2 separate regions of the Homo sapiens genome follow, and region 1 is linked to region 2. Evidence: chromatin loops called from intact Hi-C (ENCODE). Cell type or tissue: GM12878. All regions are shown on one strand. Links, peaks and the distances in the headings refer to the core of each region. The heading gives the core; the rest is flanking DNA. Region 1 overlaps LOC102724637 (a long non-coding RNA gene). Region 2 holds the start of MIR3660 (microRNA 3660).

Region 1 (2,925 bases), core at 216-2,715, 82 kb after region 2:
TGGGAAAGAAGATTTACACCTGCTGAGATTGAATATGGATGTCTGGAGTTCTTGAGAACAAATCTTATCTGGCTTCCATACTTTAGGGAAATAAAAAGCAAAGCGATATTTATATTTTTCAATTTGCAAAGAACTAAGGTTATCATATTAATAATCATGAAGGGAAGAGTAATAAATTAGTACCAGTTTGGAGGGATTTTCCTGGTTGAGTGCTGAAAATCCCATGTCCCGGAAACCTCCTCAGTCTAGAGCAAACCAGAACAGTTGGTCACCCAAGAAAGGGATATGAGAATGCTGGAGCCACTTTCCATTTTCTTTATTTCATTTGGCTTCTCTTGAATTAAATGTTTGGATTTGTGCATTCAGCATCTTATTATTGTATGTTTATAAGTACATACATGTATTTCATATTTCCCTTTTATTAAATTGATTTTTATAAGGATGTGGTAGACATATTACAGAAGAGGAGAAGAGGTATTGAATATTTAAAACTGTGGACTCCAACAACCACTTTCATGGAGAAAATGAAGCAGTTCACGTTTATAGGAGATTTTTGGAACGTAGGTCAAGGTGTATTTAAACAAAGAGTCACTGATATTTCCACACTCATGTTTAGACACATATTTATTTTCTTAAAATTAATGTTCCATAATGTGACCTGATATTGCGCAAAGGGAGGTGTTAATTTGTCTTGAGAAATCCATCGAGTGAAGGATCTACCTTGAGATTTGATTTTGTATCTCTATCAACACAGATGATATGTGACTATGTTTACAAAAGTTGGCGTATATGCAGAAACCAAGATGGGAATTTGAGTCTCTTTGAAATTTTCTTAGATCAATTTAATAAAATATGCATGAAGATATATTTTCTTGGAGCTCCTGATTGGGCTGGTCTGAGTTGATGCAGTGTGCTGTTATAATGGCAGAGGAACTGAGCAATGAATAGTGGGGACGTATGGGAGCGCTGATATTCAAGGGCCCAAATAGCCAGGACTCAGAAGCAAAACTTGCTTAAGATTGTGTCTTATGTGATGCTGTCAGCATAAGAATAGTAAGGGTGGTTGGCTTTCAAATTCACAGTGTTCCTAAAAGGAGGAGAATTTTCAAATACCTATGGTAGAGGTCGAGAAGAGAAAAATGGAGAGAGTTGAAGCAAAAAGATCCTTTAGTAAAGTAATCCCTCTCCCTTATGCAAGGTTTCACTTTCATGGTTTTAGTACCCGTAGTCAACCGTGGTCAGCTGTGGTCTGAAAATAGATGAGTACGCTAAGATATTTTGAGAGAAAGACCACATTCACAAAACTTTCATTACAGTATACAGTTATAATTGTTTTATTTATTATTATTCTTTATTGTTAATCTTTAATGTGCCTAATTTATAAGTTAAACTTCATCATAGGTATGTATGTAGGGGAAAATCAGTATATATAGGGTTTGGTACTATGTGCTGGTTGGGGAGATGAAGTTCTTCCTTTGCTGCAGAAAATATGACAGCATGGTCGGATATGGGAGATGCTTATGGTTTGAAAATCCTATGTAAATAACTGAATGATCTTTCCAGCTGCTAATGAATATAATGTCAAGAGGCAACATTTTTGCTATATCCCTTTTCTGAGAGGAGAACAAGTGTGGTGGTCTATTGAAATCTTTCTTACACGGTCATTTTTTTTCAAGTCTTTGCAACATACACTCTAATAATTTCTATATGAAACCTTAAATTCATCCTTACCAGTAGACAGCTCTGTTTGTAGTTAATCCCTATAGCAGTGGCATATTTCCTGGCTCCATCAGTGGTTGTGATGACTTAGAACTCTTGGTTAGAGAACTGTATCAGAAAGAATAGACTAGTCCATACTGCAGTGGCTTAAAACAGCAAAGCCTGGTTAAGGGCAGCAGGGATTTTTTTCTAAGCAGTGACTCTGAGATCATGATTCACTCTATTTTTTTGCCTCCACCATCTCATGCATAGGTTCCAAGGGGGTCATGAAAGAGAAAAAGAGAATTTTAGAGGAATCACTGTACTCTAAACTGCCTCAACCTGGAAATGATTTATGTCATTTTTTCTTATAGCTGTTAGAGGCCAGGACTCATCACGTAGTTCTAACCTAACTGTAAAGAAGGCTGGGAAATGTAGAAGATCATGCAGATATTTGACAATTAAATGTTTCTGCCGTAGTCCAACCTCCCAGTCACAAAATATTCGCTTATTTCCTTATCCTTCTCAGAGAACAAACTCAACCCCTCCAAAGAAAGATAACCTAAAATTTATTCAGTCACTGAGTCCAACTTAAAGTCCAGGAACTCTGGACTCATGAGAGCCTCTGAATTAGGTCCAACTATGTCTTCATTTTTTCCAGCATCCTATGAACTTGAAAGACAAATTGTATCTGCCCTCCACCCTAAACACAACAATGGAATACTCTAATTAGGAAAAGGAAAGAATTGGAAACAGTCCATAGTCCTTGGTTCATAGCACATCTGAAATCCCATTGCATAGATAAGGTGATGGCCCCCTATCTTGAGGGAGTGAGAGGGTGGGCAGGGAATGGGTGGGAATTTCCTTAATTAGGTAATGATTCTGCTCTATTTCTCTGTGCATTGTTCTCAGTAGTCCCATGCGAAGTGAATGTCTAGGAATGTGCCCTTTTTAACTATAGCACCTTCGTTTTCAGCTCACTTCCTGCTCTTGAAAGGCTGGGGGCCAAAGAGTTGTTTTAAGTCTTGAGCAGACAGATGATTTTTCAACCAGTCATGTGGTTTCTTTGGCAATGCATTTGACATACAAACTTAATAAGTTTCAAATCTATATGCTTCCAGTAAGTTTCATATTCCAGAAGTCCACCCCAGATTTCTTTTTAGACATTGTCCTTTAATTTGCTAAATGTCTTTGCTCCTAATACCTTCTTCTCTCTCAATTTTATGG
Region 2 (2,925 bases), core at 254-2,753:
CCTGTGAACTAAGATAGCTTTAAATGCTATGAATTGGATTTTTTGTTAGCTCTGTTGATCCTATAATATTTGTGTTAAGTAATTCATTCCCCTCCTCTTTTCCAGATTTGTCTGGTGCTTTTCAAATGCGTGTGTGTGTGTGTGTGTGTGTGTATTTTAAGTTAGTCCTTTTGTGAGTTTTGCTGCTCGGCCTCATTCCTCCCTCCCATGGTGGAAGTAAGATTGTTAATTAATGATATTCCAGAGGCAATTTCTGGAGTGACTATTGGAAAACCCTTCTTAATTAACAAAATGATAAATTCCCCACTGCAGCAGTGCTGCAAGTGAAGTTCATCTGTGTCATTCAAAATCTATGATTTTAAAACATTCTCTGACATTTTTTTGAGGATATTGGGCATTTAAAGTCTGGATCTTTTATCAAAGTTTCCGTAGCCAGCTGGAGAAGGAGAAATGCAGAGTGAAAAGGAGAAAGAAGAACTGGACAAAATTAAAATGCTCTTCTGTCATTGTAATAGTTCATATGGGCACTGACAGGAGAGCATTTTGACTTTGTCAAGTGTGTCTGCTACTCATTTATTCCATCTCCTGCTTGTTACCGAAGTTTCAGATTAAATGTAAAGATATGAATGTATTGCCATAATAAATTTATAAGTGGATATTTAAAGAGCAAAGATTTGAATGACACAAATGAACCTCGGTATAGCAGTAAAGTGGACAGGATTTGCAGAAAGATGCCACAGAGTCAGAAATGACTGCTGGAATCGCCTTAATTAAAAAAAAAAAAAAAAAAAAAAACTAAAAAAACTTGAGCTTCATAAGCCGCCATAGAAGGTGTCTAATGTGAAATTAGGCTTACTTTACATTATTTATGCCACTTTAAAACGATGTAATAAAAGCTTTCAAAAATCTGATTAAGCTGTATTATTCAAATACAAGGCACTTACTTAAGCAATGGAAAAGCTAAGCTGTTAAATTTGGGGGCAGGGAGTAAGATTCTAGACAAAGTTAAAGCAGCATGTTTTTAAAAATGTATGGTTTCTTTTTAAGATATCTAGAAAATACAATTAACTTTTTGAAATCATATTTAGTTGAGTGAATAGTAATCCCAATGTAGTAAACTGTAGAGATAACACTTTCTAAGGATGCCTTATCTTACTTCCCACAAGAGGCTTAGGGTTCCTTTAAATGTCATGGGAAAACTGCATAACCTAAGATACTCCTGTAGGGTTTGCATAACACTGGTATGCATAATAAGAAAGAAAGCAATGTGAGGGGGCACCCAGCTTCTATGACCTGATGTGTGGTGAGGACCCAGAGCACAGGGCTGAGAAGAAGCAATGGGGAGTTAAAATGAGGACATGGGGATAAATTATTTGACATGATCCTGAGCAGACCTGACTTTTGTAATGACACTCAAACAGCAGATAACCCTGAAGGCAATCTGAAAAAGAAGAATACAGTGGTCACACTAGCAGATAGGAAAGAGATGAGTAAGCTTTTCTGAATTGTCTGAATCACTACTGAAAAGCACGTCCTTCGACTGTGAACACCACTTCTCTTTTCTTCTCATGTCTGCTGCCCTTCGGCTAATACAGTGTAAGAATTCATTTTGTTTATCTGCTCCAACACAGAATAACTCCAGTGAGGATAAAGTTATAAGGATTGTAAGGAAGAGGGAAAGAAAAATGTATACAAAAATAACCATGGAAGTTTCAGAATAATAGCATGAGAAGAAAAAATTTGTTTAGGTTGGTTTTCTGATATTATCCAAATAAATATTACTTTCAAAATCATAATATCTGCCTTGAGCTTAAATGGAGAGAAAGGAAATGGAAAAGTTCCTTACTGAATCTGAGATCTAGTGTTTTGTTTACACTTGAATATAGGTAGTAAATCTTAGGAGCAGTTCAGTTAGAATAATCATTTTAAAATTACTTATGGGACTAAAAAGCTTATGCTTTTAGCAGACCCATTCAGTAAATTGGGGTGAGAGGAGAAAATGGGGCTCTTTAGCAAATGACCAACATCTACAGATTTTGCCTAATAAGACATTTCTATGGGGCAGATGCCTTATCAAACTTTCAAACAATTAAACTTGGTTTTATTATAAAGTCAAGCTGATAGTAAATGTCTTTACTTTTTAAAGTAGATTTTATTGGTTATATAACTACTCACACAAACTGGGAAAAATCATTTTAATGTATGGCACAGATCTTAGATAAATGATATATGAGATAGAATTTCCAGATTCTAGGTATAGGGTACGGTCACAATTTATAAATTGCAAATGAAGGGTATAGTCTGTAAGTAACTAATCTAATCTTTCTCATGACCTCTATGTCACTGAATACTGTGCAGGGAGGGGTGGTGGGATGAAAACTTGACAATTAATGGTCTCCCAGTCTCTTCATATTTTAGACAATTTCTCTTGAAAAAAGAAGAGATTCTTTGGGTTTCCTTTCACCTCCAGATAGCATCTGGGTAGATTGGTGGCAATGAGGATAGTGCTGCTAGTCCCAGCTGGCCTCCTTGGTTGTCATGAAGGCAACCACTACTGAGATTCATGGTCCCAGTTATTTGCATGCAAGTACACTAAAAACTCACCACAATTTCTTAGTCCTGACCCCAGGCCTCTGCTATTTCACCAGTCTTCTCAGTACCTTGAACCCTTACTGAGGCATGCAAAAACTTCTAAGCCCCTCCACATAGGCCTTGGGGACTGGGATCACAGCCTCTGGCTCCTGTCTCTAGCCACCTCCCTGTAACAGCACTGAGCTACCCACCTCCTTCCCTTCCTTCCTCTCCTGCAAGACTATTCCTAGATGTTTGCAATGACTCTCAGGCTTTGGAGAAAGAAGACCTTTGCTATTATGTTCCCAAATTTCCTCATAGATATTTAGAGTTTCTGTAGGCCCCTGCCTCAAG

Evidence for each region. Peaks named below come from ENCODE experiments on the same cell type or tissue, not always from the same donor. Only the 100,000 strongest peaks of a DNase experiment are listed, where the experiment ranks them.
Region 1: it touches region 2 in a loop (5-fold over the local background); 4 of 110 quality-filtered maps call a loop at or near these places.

What each region holds. Positions count from the first base shown.
Region 1 is chr5:89,932,568-89,935,492 of GRCh38, reverse strand. The region is part of intron 2 of LOC102724637 (a long non-coding RNA gene); the gene reads right to left. Among named protein-coding and RNA genes, the nearest start is that of MIR3660, 83 kb to the left of the region's middle. In GM12878, for the core only: no CTCF peak of the experiment used is centred there; a DNase peak (open chromatin) is centred at 1,212.
Region 2 is chr5:90,014,263-90,017,187 of GRCh38, reverse strand. It overlaps MIR3660 (microRNA 3660), which reads left to right and starts at 468; the gene lies at 468-567. RefSeq lists an enhancer at 2,428-2,477. In GM12878, for the core only: no CTCF peak of the experiment used is centred there; DNase peaks (open chromatin) are centred at 1,457 and 2,507; H3K27ac peaks cover 1,861 bases.